Regions from separate parts of the Homo sapiens genome. Here all the other regions are linked to region 2. Evidence: read pairs that join two places in POLR2A ChIA-PET (ENCODE). Cell type or tissue: GM12878. All regions are shown on one strand. Each heading gives the region's core, and the rest is flanking DNA. Links, peaks and the distances in the headings are about the cores only.

What was found. Peaks named below come from ENCODE experiments on the same cell type or tissue, not always from the same donor. Only the 100,000 strongest peaks of a DNase experiment are listed, where the experiment ranks them.
Region 1: POLR2A ChIA-PET joins it to region 2 with 10 read pairs; 1 of 35 experiments calls an interaction of 5 or more read pairs at or near these places.
Region 3: POLR2A ChIA-PET joins it to region 2 with 5 read pairs; 3 of 35 experiments call an interaction of 5 or more read pairs at or near these places.

The regions. Positions count from the first base shown.
Region 1 is chr14:100,223,307-100,227,306 of GRCh38, forward strand. The region is part of intron 1 of YY1-DT (YY1 divergent transcript); the gene reads right to left. Among named protein-coding and RNA genes, the nearest start is that of YY1-DT, 13 kb to the right of the region's middle. RefSeq lists a silencer at 1-200. In GM12878, for the core only: no CTCF peak of the experiment used is centred there; no DNase peak of the experiment used is centred there; H3K4me3 peaks cover 6 bases; H3K27ac peaks cover 426 bases.
Region 2 is chr14:101,873,485-101,879,488 of GRCh38, forward strand. The region is part of intron 4 of PPP2R5C (protein phosphatase 2 regulatory subunit B'gamma); the gene reads left to right. Among named protein-coding and RNA genes, the nearest start is that of DYNC1H1, 88 kb to the right of the region's middle. RefSeq lists a silencer at 2,547-2,616 and enhancers at 2,937-3,006, 5,225-5,374. In GM12878, for the core only: no CTCF peak of the experiment used is centred there; a DNase peak (open chromatin) is centred at 3,267; H3K4me3 peaks cover 1,348 bases; H3K27ac peaks cover 3,261 bases.
Region 3 is chr14:101,990,899-101,994,898 of GRCh38, forward strand. It overlaps DYNC1H1 (dynein cytoplasmic 1 heavy chain 1), which reads left to right. Exons shown (of 78, transcript NM_001376.5): 11 at 629-775; 12 at 3,286-3,426; 13 at 3,775-3,951. Among named protein-coding and RNA genes, the nearest start is that of DYNC1H1, 28 kb to the left of the region's middle. RefSeq lists enhancers at 648-717, 2,086-2,225. In GM12878, for the core only: a CTCF peak has its summit at 2,091 (motif pointing left); DNase peaks (open chromatin) are centred at 583 and 2,013; H3K4me3 peaks cover 1,189 bases; H3K27ac peaks cover 1,954 bases.

The DNA.
Region 1 (4,000 bases), core at 1-4,000, 1.7 Mb before region 2:
AGGACAGGAAGAGACTGCGAGAGACAAGATGGGAGAGCTGGGTCACAGGCAGGATGAGAACTAGTGAATAGGCAGCTGCAGTCAAAGACACAGATGCGAGGAGGTGCGAGGAGTGATTTTGCTCTTTGTCCCCTAAGTAGGAGCTCTGTTTGATTCACTGTAAAGGCTATCCCATGCTTCTGAAAGCAGTCTCTAAATCCTCAGCTGAGTTGCTGACGTGACCTGTACCAGCTGGAACAGCCTAGATGCACTTCTCAATCTGCTTCCCAGTGACCCACATGTGGCCATGTCTCATAGCTTTGAATAGTGAGCTCTTATTGCACACACTTGCTGGGAGGTCAGTGGATGAGTTTCATCTTTAATTCTTTATTCTCTCCCCTGCCTTGCCTAAGGTAACCATTATTAACTAATGAGTGTGTATCTCCCATTCCTTTCTTTGTGCTCACGTAACATATCAACACAGCTAGCTGGACTGATAGGAGGAGTGGCAGGTTTCAACAGAGACATACAAGTACAGTTCAAAGCCCAAAGCCATGTGTAACACACATACCATGCTGATCAGGGGAATATGGTCGCTCAAGAGGGAGGGCTTATGTCGGGCTGGAATGCTGGGAAAGTGGCATCTCAGGCGGAAGTTGAAGGATTAAGTGTCCAGAGGCAGAGTGTGGGGAGGAATACATTCCAGGTAGAAGGCAAAGCAAGGAGACAGCTGGGACATGGCAGATAACATGGTGTAACTGCCAGGAAGATATATGCAGAAGGGTGGTGGCTTTTGAGTAGAGGAAGATCAGGGCCAGAGAGCCAACTTAAGAAAATCAGCGTTCGTTACAGCGCACTGAGCAACCAGGATGAAAGCAGAAAAACTCTAGCAGTTCAACAGCCGATCTCAGGACCGTGCTTACAGATCAAGTAACTGGACTAAATCAGCTCCAGGGTCTCTTTTCACTCAAATTCTATGATGCCCACCAAATCAGTAAATCTAAATACCACCTCTTCCCACCTTAAAAAAGAGATGTTCCATGAAGAGTGTCTTGGTACCCAGTTGGCTCATCATTACTGAGCTCTGGGTGCCCAGTGGTGGCTGCCACATGGGAGCACTTGATATTTAGTGAACTGAATTAGTTGCTTTTTTGGTCTCCTATATAGTTCACTGTGGAAACAGACTGATGATTCCGTTACAACATAGTCAGTACAATGAAGGAACACCCAGACTATGGGCACACAGTGACTCTCCAGGGAACAGTTTCAGAGACAAAGAGACAAAGAAGGTCAAAATTTTTTAGAGAATTATACAGGCGGTGAGAAGTTAAACTTTTTAGCTATGAGGGAGGGAGGGAGGAAAGGAAGTAGGAAGCAGGTAGAGCTCTTGAATTCAGTTAACCACAAAACACAGTTAACCATGTCACTACACTATTATGTTTTAAACAGGGAGACCAGCTTTCCACTTTAATTTTTCCTTCTGGTGGGGAAATGTTACAGTTGGCTAAAGCAGCCGAAAGACCGGCTCCAAAATGAGAAATCAGGGGAAAAGCATAAACTCAAAATAGATGATTTGGCTTCAACAGCTTTTCTTTTTTTAGTTAATTTTTTTTTTTTTTGAGAGACAGGGTCTCACTCTGCCCCCTAGACTGGAGTGCAGCAGCGCAATCACAGCTCACTGCAGCCTTGACCTCTTGGGCTCAAGGGATCCCTACCTCAGCCTCCCAAGTAGCTGGGACCATAGGCACATGCTATCATGTCTGTCTGATTTTTGTATTTTTTTGTAGACACGGGGTCTCACTATGTTGCCCAGGCTGGTCTTGAACTCCTGGACTTAAATAATTATCTTGCCTCAGCCTCCCAAAGTGCTGTGATTACAGGCATGAACCACCGTGCACAGCTGGCTTTCACAGCTTAAATTTTTTTTTCTTAATATAAAACATAAAAACTGTGTATGTATAGACCCACGTTCATAACAGCATTATTCACAATAGCTAAAACATATAAGCAACCCAAGTGTCCAATGACAGATGAATAAGCAAAATGTGGTAGATACATACAATGAAATATTACTCAGCCTGAAAAAGGAAGGAAATTCTGACACATGCTACAACATGGATGACCTTTAGGACATTATGCTAAGTTCTAATAAGAGAGTCGCAAAAAGACAAATACTGTATGAGCCGACCAATATAAATGAGGTACCCAGGGTAGTCAAAATCATAGAGATAAGAATCAGAATGGTGGTTACCAGGGCTGGGAGAAGGAGGGAATGGGGAGTTATTGTTTAATGGGTATACAGTTTCAGTTTTGCAAGATGAAGAGTTCTGGAGATGGATGGTGATGATGGCTGCACAACAATATGAATGTACTCAATTCATATTGTATTGAACTGTACATTTTAAAAATGGTTAAGATGGCCAGGCCTGGTGGCTTACGCCTGTAATCTCCCAGCACTTTGGGAGGCTGAGGTGGGCAGATCACTTGAGGTCAGGAGTTCGAGACCAGCCTGGCCAACATGGTGAAACCCCATCTCTACTAAAAATAACAAACATTAGTTGGGCGTGATGGTGTACGCCTGTAATCCCAGCTACTCAGGAGGCTGAGGCACAAGAATCGCTTGAACCCAGGAGGCGGAGGTTGCGGTGAGCCGAGATTGCGCCGCTGCACTGCAGCTTGGGTGACAGAGTGAGAATCTGTCTAAAAAAAAATAGGCTGGGCACGATGGCTCGTGCCTGTAATCCCAGCACTTTGGGAGGCCGAGGTGGGCGGATCGCCTGACACCAGGAGTTCGAGACCAGCCTGGCCAACGTAGTGAAACCCCATCTCTACTAAAAATACAAAAATTAGCTGGGTGTGGTGGTGTGTGCCTGTTCCAGCTACTTGGGAAGCTGAGACAGGAGAATCGCTTGAACCCCAGGAGGCGGAAGTTGCAGTGAGCCAAGATTGTGCCACTGCACTCCAGCCTGGGCGACAGAGCAAGACTTCGCCTCAAAAAACAAAATTAAAAAAAAAAATACATACAATGGTTAAGATGGTAAATTTTGTTATGTGCATTTTGTAACAAAAATTTTTAAATGCATGTTTGATTACTACACACATACAAAGTAAAAAATAAAACCAATAGATGCAGTGTCTCACATCTGTAATCTTAGCACTTTGGGAGGCTGAGGCAGGAGGACTGCTTGAGCCCACCAGCCTGGGCAATATAGGGAGACCCCGTTTCTACAAAAGAAATTTAAAAATTAGCTGGGCACGGTGGCTCATGCCTTGAATCCCAGGAATTTGGGAGGGTGAGGCGTGAGGATCTCTTGAGCCCAGGAGTCCAAGACCAGCCCTGGCAACATAGCGAGACCCTGTCTCTAGAAAAAATACAAAAATTAGCTGGGCATGGTGGTGTGTGCCTGTGGTTCCAGCAACTCAGGGGGCTGAGGTGGGAGGATCGCTTGAGCAAGAAAGGTCAATGTCGCAGTGAGCTATGAAAACGCGACTGCACTCCAGCTTGGCTGACAGAGTGATAACCCAATCTCAAAAAAAAAAAAAATTAGCTGGGCACGGTGGTGTGTACCTGTGCTTCCAGCTACTCAGGAGGCTGGATTGCTTGAGGCAGGAGGATCCCGTGAGCCTGGGAAGTCAAGGCTACAGAGAGCTGTGTTCAAGTCAGCCTGGGTAACAGAGTGAGACCCTATCCCCAAAAAATAAAAATACAAAATAAACCCAATCACCCAAATCCTAGTTTGCAGAGGCAAACTACATTACATTTGTGCTCATTTTATCACAGTCCCTCTTCATGTTAAAACCATTTATAAAATCTATGGTTTTATATCTGGTGGATTGCACATAGGTAGCCCATAAAACTCCCAAGAGGAGACTCTTTTGCCATACAGAAGAGTTAGCTCCCCTTACAATGCCCCACCCATTTCCGCAGGGAACTACTGACAGTCTGATGTGCATCACTATCAGTTGGGAATAGGTCCATTTCGAGTTACCAACATCCCTGTACAGTGGCTCACATGTGCAG
Region 2 (6,004 bases), core at 861-4,860:
CACTGAGACCTTTCTGATTAGGAAGCCAGTGCCCTATGGATTATGAATTTTTCCCATCTGGTTGGTGGGAACAGACACTGTTCCCAGCCCCGAACAAGTACTGGGTTCTCACTAATCCTTTCAGGTGGTTCTTTTCCCAACCTCTGGTAGTTTTCTCACACAAATATGCTGATCTGTACTCTGCTGAATAGTTGAGTGACCTCTACAAATAAATCACTGTAGTTCTTCTCTGTGTGCAGCTGTCTCCCCTGTGGAACTCTGCCTTGCAAATTCTAATCCAGTTTGAATCCTGGGTCCCACCTGGGTTCTTTCTGCCTATACTACAACCTAAAAATCTATCAAGGCAGGAGCCTGGGGCGGTGTGGGACGTGCCTCACTTGTTCCCATCTCAGGGATCACTGTCCTTATCCTTCGTTGTCTGAAATCCAGTGTCTTGAAAACCGTAATTTTATATATTTTTGCCCAAATATTTGGTTGTTTCAGGCAGTAGCATAAACCTCATCCTTGTTACTCCATCTCATCTGGAAGCATAAGTCTGCTTCATTTATAATAGATACTCAATAAACACTTAACTCCGTCCACCCAGGGGATCTAGCAATTATTATAAAAATGAAAGACTGTTTGCATAATTTATAATGCCATAATTTCATACGTCATTTGGGGTTAGGGGAAATGGCTGTGCATACATGACTGGGAAGTGATAAGGAGTTTAGCTCTGAAACTTCCCTTCTCAGTTGATTTATATCACGTTGGATAGAGAGTATGTTGTTCTGCTATGCTAAAGCATTACTAAACTTTCTCATACCTTACTGCAAAAAGAAATCAGAATACATGATAAAGCAAATATATTAGAATGCTAATGGTAAAATCTAGATGATAGCTGTTCGCTATAAAATTCTTTCAACTTTATTGCATTGAAATTTTTCGTAATAAAAACATTGGGAATACATCATTCAGAATCTATACGAAACTAATCTTTGGCCCAGAGTAAATAACTTAAGAGCACTTCCAAATCCAGTGTTATCTTTAAATGACACTAGTTGAATTGAATTATAAGTATTATGAATTATTTCTTATGTATAAATATTCTAAACTCAAAAAATATAAACTCATGCACATAACTGTAAATGATTTATTTTCATGCTTATCTGAAGATGATCTTGTTATGAAACTGTAGAAAATTAAAATATTCATTGTTTGAAAAGTTTAGACTAAATTTCCTTTATTAAGTATTCTACAAAGGTTTGTAAGTTGTTTGTTTTTTTTTTAATTTGAGACAGAGTCTTGCTCTGTCGCCCAGGCTGGAGTGCAGTGGCACGATCTCAGCTCACTGCAACCTCCACCTCCCAAGTTCAAGCGATTCTCCTGCCCCAGCCTCCAGAGTAGCTGGGATTACAGGCCTGTGCCACCATACTTGGCTAATTTTTGTATTTTTAGTAGAGACAGGGTTTTGCCATGTTGGCCAGGCTGGTCTTGAGCTCCTAACCTCAGGTGACCTGCCCGCCTCAGCCTCCCAAAGTGCTGGGATTACAGGGGTGAGCCACCGCGCCTAGCCCGTAAGTTTTTATTTCCATATCTTTAACTGCTATTTAGGAACATATTTGAATAGATTGTAAAAATAGCAAGTTATTCAAAGTAAGAATTTTCAATGTTGTGGTTCTTTTCTTGACTGTCACATCATGGCATCTATTTGGAGGTGAAATCGATTCTTTGAAAGCAGCTCTTGCTGTGGAGGAAGCGCGAGGTAGATTTGTGGGAAGAAGGCTCTGCTCTCCCTTACCTCTCTTCACTGCCGAGCACTCATTGTGTGCCAGGGCCAGCAGGAAGATATTAAACCAAGGACTTCCCGGCCACCCAGTCATACTTGAGATAAATATTCCAAAGAAAATGTACAGCATCATAGAAGAGCTTAAAATTAGGGGCCCAATTAGGACTGTAATTATTTTGCAGCTGAGACGTAAAGGTTTAATGAGACATTTTTCACAGTTTCCAGGTAATTAATTGGTGTTGCAGTTAATAAGGTGACTGATGCGTGCTTTTCCCAGGATCCATTTACTCTCAGCAAGTGTTTGAGGACCTCCTAGGTGCCAGGCACAGTGGTAGGTGCTGGGATTGCTGTGCATTTATGTTCTCTAGATGATAGCTGAGTTCTGGTGCCATGAAAGCAGATTCAAACTCACTTTACAAATGGGGAAAGGGGTAGTATCTCCCTTTAAGACTGCTACTACGATTTTTACTATTCTACCTAAATTTTAGGTTAAGTTCATTGAGTTCATCAAAAATTCAGTTTAAGATTGTGTCTGCTTTATACATTGCTCTGCGAAGTTCCATCTTTGTAATATGATCTCATTCCACATCAAAGGTTCCTCCGTTTTTTCGGGCATTCTTCAGTGCCTTTTATTAGAGTTTTCTGCTTTCTCCATCAAGGCCTTGTAACTAGGTCAGTAATTCCCAGGCACTTTGTAGTTTTTGTGTCTGGGTAGCTGGAGTCTTCGTCTCTGTTTCTTTTTTGTATTTGCTTAATTGTTAGTGGAAAGGTGGTTGCTGTTGGTTTCATATTTTTGATATTTGCATGTGGTAGTCTAGTTGTGATGGTCTGTCTGTTGCTTCTGTTTTCCAGCTATATCATTTGCAAACAAATGACAATTTTGTACTTAAATATATATATATTGCGAAGGGGCTTAACACTTTCTGCCCTTCCCAGAAATGTATCTCTTAGCAATATGACTCGTAGAACCTAACAGTTCCATCACAGGAGGAAGTGTTCTGCAGTAACTGTAATTTGGCCTTTGATGGATTCATCTGTTATAAATCCTGTTGACATGAATAAAACAGAGAATAAATAACAGAATAACCCTTGTGGTTTTGAACAGAGAACTGTAAATAATCAAACCTTTCTTTCCTGTTGCCTCTAAAGTTAGACTGTCAGCGGTTTTTTTTTTTAATGTATCCCTTCATGTCTTAAAATTTTTATATGTTACACTGCTGCAGTTATGTTACGGCATAAATATTCACTCATTGGTAATGAATGATAACACATACAGAAAGGCTGCATGATATTGCTGAATTGTAAGAATTTTCCGTAAAGTTGCTTCTTGGGCCATTCTAGTTTACATCTAATTTAATAAATTTAGCAATTTGGAGAACATCTGCAGGACTGATGTAAGTACTGAAAGTGGAAGTGTCAGGGAGGCAGCAGAAGCAGGTGCTTCCTGATATTAACCAGAGACGGTCCTGGCACAGATGGGGCCGTGTGAATCACATGCAGACATACGTATGCACTCACGTGCGTGCCATTATTTTCATGTGGAGGTCAAACAGTCAGAAACGTTTGGGAAGTGCTGTGTAATGCTAACTGTTCGTGCATAATGTTTTCCCATTTAGTAAGTGCTGTTGCATGTGTTTTCTGTGATTCTCACCACAGCCCAATGCAAAAAATAAAAAAAGGATTTACGCTTTTTTTTTTTTTTTTTTTTTTTTTTGAGATGGAGTCTCACTCTATTGCCCAGGCTGGAGTGCAGTGGTGCAATCTCGGTTCACTGCAACTTCCACCTCCCAGATTCAAGTGATTCTCCTGCCTCAGCCTCCCGAGTAGCTGGGATTACAGGCACCCACCACCACACCCAGCTAAGTTTTGTATTTTTAGTGGAGATGGGGTTTCACCATGTTGGCTAGGCTGCTCTTGAACTCTTGACCTCAAGTGATCCACCCGCCTCGGCCTCCCAAAGTGCTGGGATTACAGGCATGAGTCACCGCGCCTGGCCTTTACCCTTTCCAATGGAGGAGAAAATTGAGGCTCAGGCAGGCTGTTTGGTCTGAGGTCCTTCTTCTAGGTGGGAAGAGGGTGTAGAGAGACTGTTTCCATGAGGCTGTGCTGCCTTTGTTGGGCAGCGTGATTCTGCGTCTGTGCCTCTGGGTGTGCGCTGGATCCGTAGGTCTCATTTGAGAGATCACAGTGACCCTGTGTGCTGCCCAGAAGACCCGGGACTCCTTAGACCTCAGAGCTTCTTTGGTGTTCACTGCATAACGTTGATGTCTTCTCTGTTTCCTCAGACCGGATCCATGCATCCAGGTAGCATGGCAGTGACATTTGCACACAGACATCAGCACCCCAGGTTTCTGTACCTGGGGCTCCTGCCCCTGATTCGCCCCTGCAGCTTTTGTGTTAAGAAATGTTGCTAGGTCAGAAACCCAAGAAGAATTTGAGGTGATAGACCGTTGGCCCTCTGTTCCTTCCCCCCGCCCCAGTATTACTTTTTACTTAACCTTTTCTAGAGATATGCACTAAATTAATGCAATGTAATGTGGTAAGAAAGGTGTGTAGAAGTTAGGAGTGCAAGTTTTTTTCCTTACACATGAGAAATGACTTTCAATCAATCAGAATTGGCCTGGAATGAACCTTCCCGGACCTAGGTCGGTCATCAGTCAAGGACGCTGTATCAGTCTGCTCAGGCTGCCGTAAGAAAATACCACAGGCTGGTGGCTTAAACCACAGAAATGTGTCTTCTCTCCATTCTAGAGGCTGGAAAGTCTAAACTCAAGGGTGTAGCAGGGTTTGTTCCCTGCTGAGGGCCTTTTCTGGCTTGCAGACGGCCACTGTGCCCTCCCATGGCCTTTGCTCCGAGCAAGTGCAGAGAAGGCGAGTGTGAGCCTTCTACCATCCCTCCTTACAAAGACACTAATCCTGGAGGGCCAAGGCCCCACTTATGACTTCATTCACCCTTCATTATTTTCTCTGAGGACCCATCTCCAAATCCAGCCACACCAGGGTTTAGGTCTTTAACATGAATGTGAGGAAGGGAGGCCACAAGCATTGAGTCCATGACAGACACTGAAAAGAGGACATTGTGTTCAGAGCAAGCCATCTGAGTCACCTTGCAGGCCCTCAGCTCAGCATCAAGGATTCAGTGAGTGTGCAGGTGTTTGAGACGGGGCCTAGCTGCTGGGCTGACTGTCACTGTGCGGGAGAGCTTCAACTGGAAACCCTAATCACTAGCTTTCCTGCTAGTAGAAACCACCAGTTTACTTAGGAATCTCAGCTGACTGGGTGCCTCAGTCAGGGCTGTGCAGAGAAACAGCAGGAGAGACAGAGATTGAGATCTCAAGGACTTGCCTTCTGCAGTGGGTGAGTCCAGCGGGCAGGTCTGGACTCCGTGGACAGGCAGCGGGCACGAGACTTGGCCGTGGTGGACACTGCAGGCCGCAGGTGGACTCTCCTCAGAGAAGCTGCAGTTTGGGTCTCACAGGCCTCTCAGCTGACTGGTTGAAGCCCCCACATTCTCAAGAGTGATCGCTACTTGAAGTCCATTGATTATAGGTGTTAACCACATCTATAAAATGCCTTCACAGGAACACCCACAGCAGTGTTTGGACAGCTGGGCACTGTGGCCTAGCCGGGTTGACACATACGGCCAGCTGGCACAGTCGGGGACATTTTACTTTTTTTCAGTTATCGCCTTTAACCACGATGGGTGAAATCACACTTTCCTGTGCCTAAATAACATCTTAGGCAAGTTGGTTAACTTCTTAGTCATCCCTGGTCACAGAAATCCAATCTAGGTTAAAGCTTTCATCTCAGACCCTCTGCAAATGGCATCTAAGCCGCACCCCAGGCAGCCTGGCCAGGGAGGGACATGCTGTGGGAGAGGAGGGGAAGCAAGGGTGGCTCCGAGCCCCTCTTGCCCGCCCTCCCCCGGGGCTTTGAGCAGAACCCAGAGCAGAGGGGAAGGGCAGCTGCCTGTTCTGCTCAGTTGCTCCCTGTGGCCTCGGCCAGAATGGTGGTCTCTTCCTCTGTGGCATGTCTGTGACTCTTGGGCAGCAGGCCTCTTCCAGAGGGACGGCTGTTTCCTCTCCCCCAAGACCTACAGCCTCGTCTCTGGGTGAGCTGACCCCTCTCTCCCTTGGCAGCTTCCTGGGCGGCGTGGCCCTACGGCTCCTGCTCTGGCCTCTGTATCCCTGATGGGCAGCCCCAGAAACCTCGGAAGCAGTGACCGTGCTTTCCTTC
Region 3 (4,000 bases), core at 1-4,000, 120 kb after region 2:
CTCGGGAGGCTGAGACAGGAGAATCGCTTGAACTCGGGAGGTGGAGATTGCAGTGAGCGGAGATGGCATCACTGCACTCCAGCCTGGCGACAGAGTGAGACTCCGTCTCAAAAAAAAAAAAAAAAAATACAAAAATTAACTGGGCATGATGGTGCACGCCTGTGGTCCCGGCTACTTGAGGGGCTGAGGCGGGAGGATTGCCTGAGCCCAGAATGTCAAGTGAGCCATGTCGCCATCGCACTCCAGCCTGGGTGACAGAGTGAGACCCTATCTCAAAAAAACAAAAAGCAAAGGACTTGGCATGGTGGCTCACACCTGTAATCCCAGCACTTTGGGAGGCTGAAGCGGGTGGATCACCTGAGGTCAGGAGTTTGAGACCAACCTGACCAACATGCTGAAACCCGTCTCTACTAAAAATATATAATTAGCTGGGCTTGCTGGCGCATGCCCGTAATCCCAGCTACTTGGGAGGCTTAGAATTGCTTGAACCCGGGAGGCGGAGGTTACAGTGAGCCAAGGTTGTGCCATTACACTGCAGCCTGGGCAGTAAGAGTGAAACTCTGTCTTAAAAAAATTTTTTTTATTGAAAAATAGATTGCTGAGTAGAAATGAAACCTTTCTTTCACAGAATGTCGTTCATGAGCTAAGAATAACCAATCAGGTAATCTACTTGAATCCACCAATTGAAGAGTGCAGATACAAGCTGTATCAGGAAATGTTTGCCTGGAAGATGGTTGTACTGTCTCTCCCCAGGATCCAGAGTCAGAGGTACCAGGTAAGCCTTTGGTGACTCGAGGCACACGCCTCTGACCAGGACTCTCATGGGCTCTGTGATACCACTTCTTCATGGTGCTTCTTTAGATAAGCTCTTGATGTTGTTTACAAACTCCAGACATCCCAGGGGAAAGTTAGGGAGGCTTTTTGTGCCCTGACCTTTTTTTCCAACTAGTTACTTGGCATTTGTAGCTTGGTCTCAGTAGTTTCTTCGAACTCCTGTCCATGAGCATCTTTGGGAATCTCAATTCCTGCTTCTCCCTCTCCTCCCCACCCCCCACTTTTTATTAGGGGAATTTTAAAACATACACAAAAGTTGAGGGAATCAAGAGCCCCCCACCACACAGCTTTATCAATATGTGGACAATGTTATTTATATTTTCTTTCCTACCTCTCCACCCCCACCAGATTATCTTGAAGCAAATCTCAGATATAATATACTCTTAGTATATTTTTAGAACAAAAGGAAATCTCAAAAGACCATTTAGTCCCCAGTGTCACTTCTGAACAGAACCAGTGGCTTCATAAAAAAAGATGGCACAACTTCTGCTATTGCAGACTCTTCCAGAATTTAGTGATAAGACATTAACCGTTTTCTTAACTTTGAATATAAACTCAGATCTTTAAGGATTTTTTTTGAGGTAGTTAATTGCCTATGGCTAAAATCGTGGTGATGTTTCACCTAATGCTGGGCACTGTCCAGCTAATCAGAACCAAGCTATGGATATTGGCTTCTGCCCTTCAAGGAGTCTACGTACAATCCTTAGCATCATTCTCATCATGTTACTCCTGTTTTTAACCAGCCGTGTTTCTATTTGCATTGTTCTCTTGCTTATCTCCAAATTTAACAAACTAAAGCCAGCAGTCTCCTTTTTCCCTAGAGCCCATCCCCTCACTCTCGTTTAGCTGTTCTGCCCTCTCTTCTGGGTCTTCTTTCAGCACCTAAACGGGACCCCATGTCCCCTGCAATCTTCATAAGGAAGCTCCCTTCTCAGGCACTCATCCAGCCTCCTCCAGCACTGCTCTGTGTGATCGCCCATAGCCCCACCCTGCTGACTAGGGGGCTTCTCTGTCCTTGTCTCACCTCTTAACTGCAAGACTTGATGGAGGCTCCCTCCTGCGTGATGCTCTGGACTCTTCAGAACACCGTGCCTCCTGGTTCTCCTCCCACCTCAGTGGCTGGTCTCCTTTCTCGGTTCCTCTTTTGCCTTCCCCTTAAACTCCCTCTAAATGTTCTGTTCCCTCTCCACTCCTGTGCACTCTCATTGTGGTCTCATCTAGTCTTGTTGACTTTAAATGCCACCTGCAGGCTGACAGCTCTGTGTTCGTATCTCCAGCTGACCTTTCTCCCTACTCCAGGCTTGTCTGGGCAGCTACTAGCATGGCATCTCCACTTGGCTATCTCGGAGTCGCGTCACACTGAGCACCTCTTGAGCCCTGCCTCCCCAAGTTTGATCTTCCCTCAGTCTTTCACTTCTCATCCTTCAGCTCATTCAGGCCAAAAATCATGGTATTGTCCTTGATTCCCATTGTGTGTCTCTTGAAAATGAATGCTGAGCTGTTTCACTGGCACCACTCCGTACAAGGTACCATCACCTCTCACTTGGATTATTAATATTCCCTCCTATCTGTTCTCTCTGCCTTTGCCTCCCTAAAATCTGTTTTCAACACAGCAGCCAAAGCAAGTTTTAGATTCTAAGTCAATCCTGACACTCTTTTCGGAGCCCTTGAATGACTTCCTATCTCACTCATCATGAAAGTCAAAGCCCCAGTGGCTTGCTGGGCCCGTGTAATGTGTTGCTTATTATTTCTCTGACTTCAGCTCCTGCTGCTTCTCCCTTCACTGGCTCTGCCCCATCACACTGGAGTCTTGCTGGTCCTCAAACATGCCGGTAGACTCTTGCCCCTGCGCCTTCACATTTGTTGATCTCAACTCAGAATCCTTGATGGCAAATAATCACAACTTACCCCTCTCCTCCTGGTTTCTCGCAATTCTCCCCTTCTCAGCAAGGCCTTTCCTGACGTCATTACTGAAAATGCAGCCTTCCCCATGCTGTGCCCACACTCCCTCTCCTTCTCACTCTTGCTCCGTAGTTCTCTCTCACCACCTGACATTCTGTGTGTTTTGCTTATTCCCTAATCGCGTCTCTCCTCCCATAGAGTGTAAGTCCCTGTGAGCAGGGATTTTTATCTGCTTGTTGTACCTAGAACAGTGCCTGGCACATAACAGGCACTCAGATAGTTAAAATGAGCAAATGGCTTCGTGCACTTTTCAGCTGTTTTTGCATTGCCAAATTTCTCTGTTGTCATTAATGTTCTTGTATTGGTTTGATGAGTTAAATATAAGTAGGCTTTCTGGTTACTTGTGGCCAGGGTAAGTGGATGTTATCCCTTAAATGCCATTTTGGTCATGAGCTTTTCTTTCAGTTCATTTTAATTAAGTAAAAGGTGACACTTAGATTACCATTTTCATATACACTGCTTGCATTCATTTCGGCTTTGGTTGGCTAGGTGGGTGTACATTACGAATTGACTGAGGAAGAGAAATTCTATCGGAATGCTTTAACACGGATGCCTGATGGCCCTGTTGCCCTGGAAGAGTCGTATTCTGCTGTCATGGGCATTGTATCTGAAGTTGAACAGTATGTCAAGGTAAGAAACTCCTAATTTCATTCAAATGTGCATATGGTCTATTCTAGACACTTAAGAGTACAAGATATAAAGAACATGGAGCTAAAAGGTCTTGACTGTATGTATGGTTCACTAGATACTATTTGCTGTTTCAAAGCAGAGAGTAAATGATAGGATACATCTTTTTGAGTTTTAACCATGACGTTCAAGAATCTTTTTTGATATGAAAATTCTGAGAGTCTGAAGTGAGAATTTCTCTAATAGTGGTGAAAGACATGAACCTTCTTAATGGAATGTGAACATAAGAGGTGCCAGTATTCTACAAAATGAAAACTCAAACTATTATTTAACTGTGTTCTTCATTTGCAGGTTTGGCTTCAGTATCAGTGTTTATGGGATATGCAAGCTGAAAACATCTATAACAGACTTGGAGAAGATCTCAACAAATGGCAGGCTCTCCTGGTCCAAATAAGGAAGGCCAGAGGAACCTTTGACAATGCAGAAACCAAGAAAGAGTTTGGACCAGTAGTTATAGATTATGGCAAGGTGAGCCCTGCTGTCTGGTTGAAAGGTGTCACGGGTAGTGTAAAAGCAA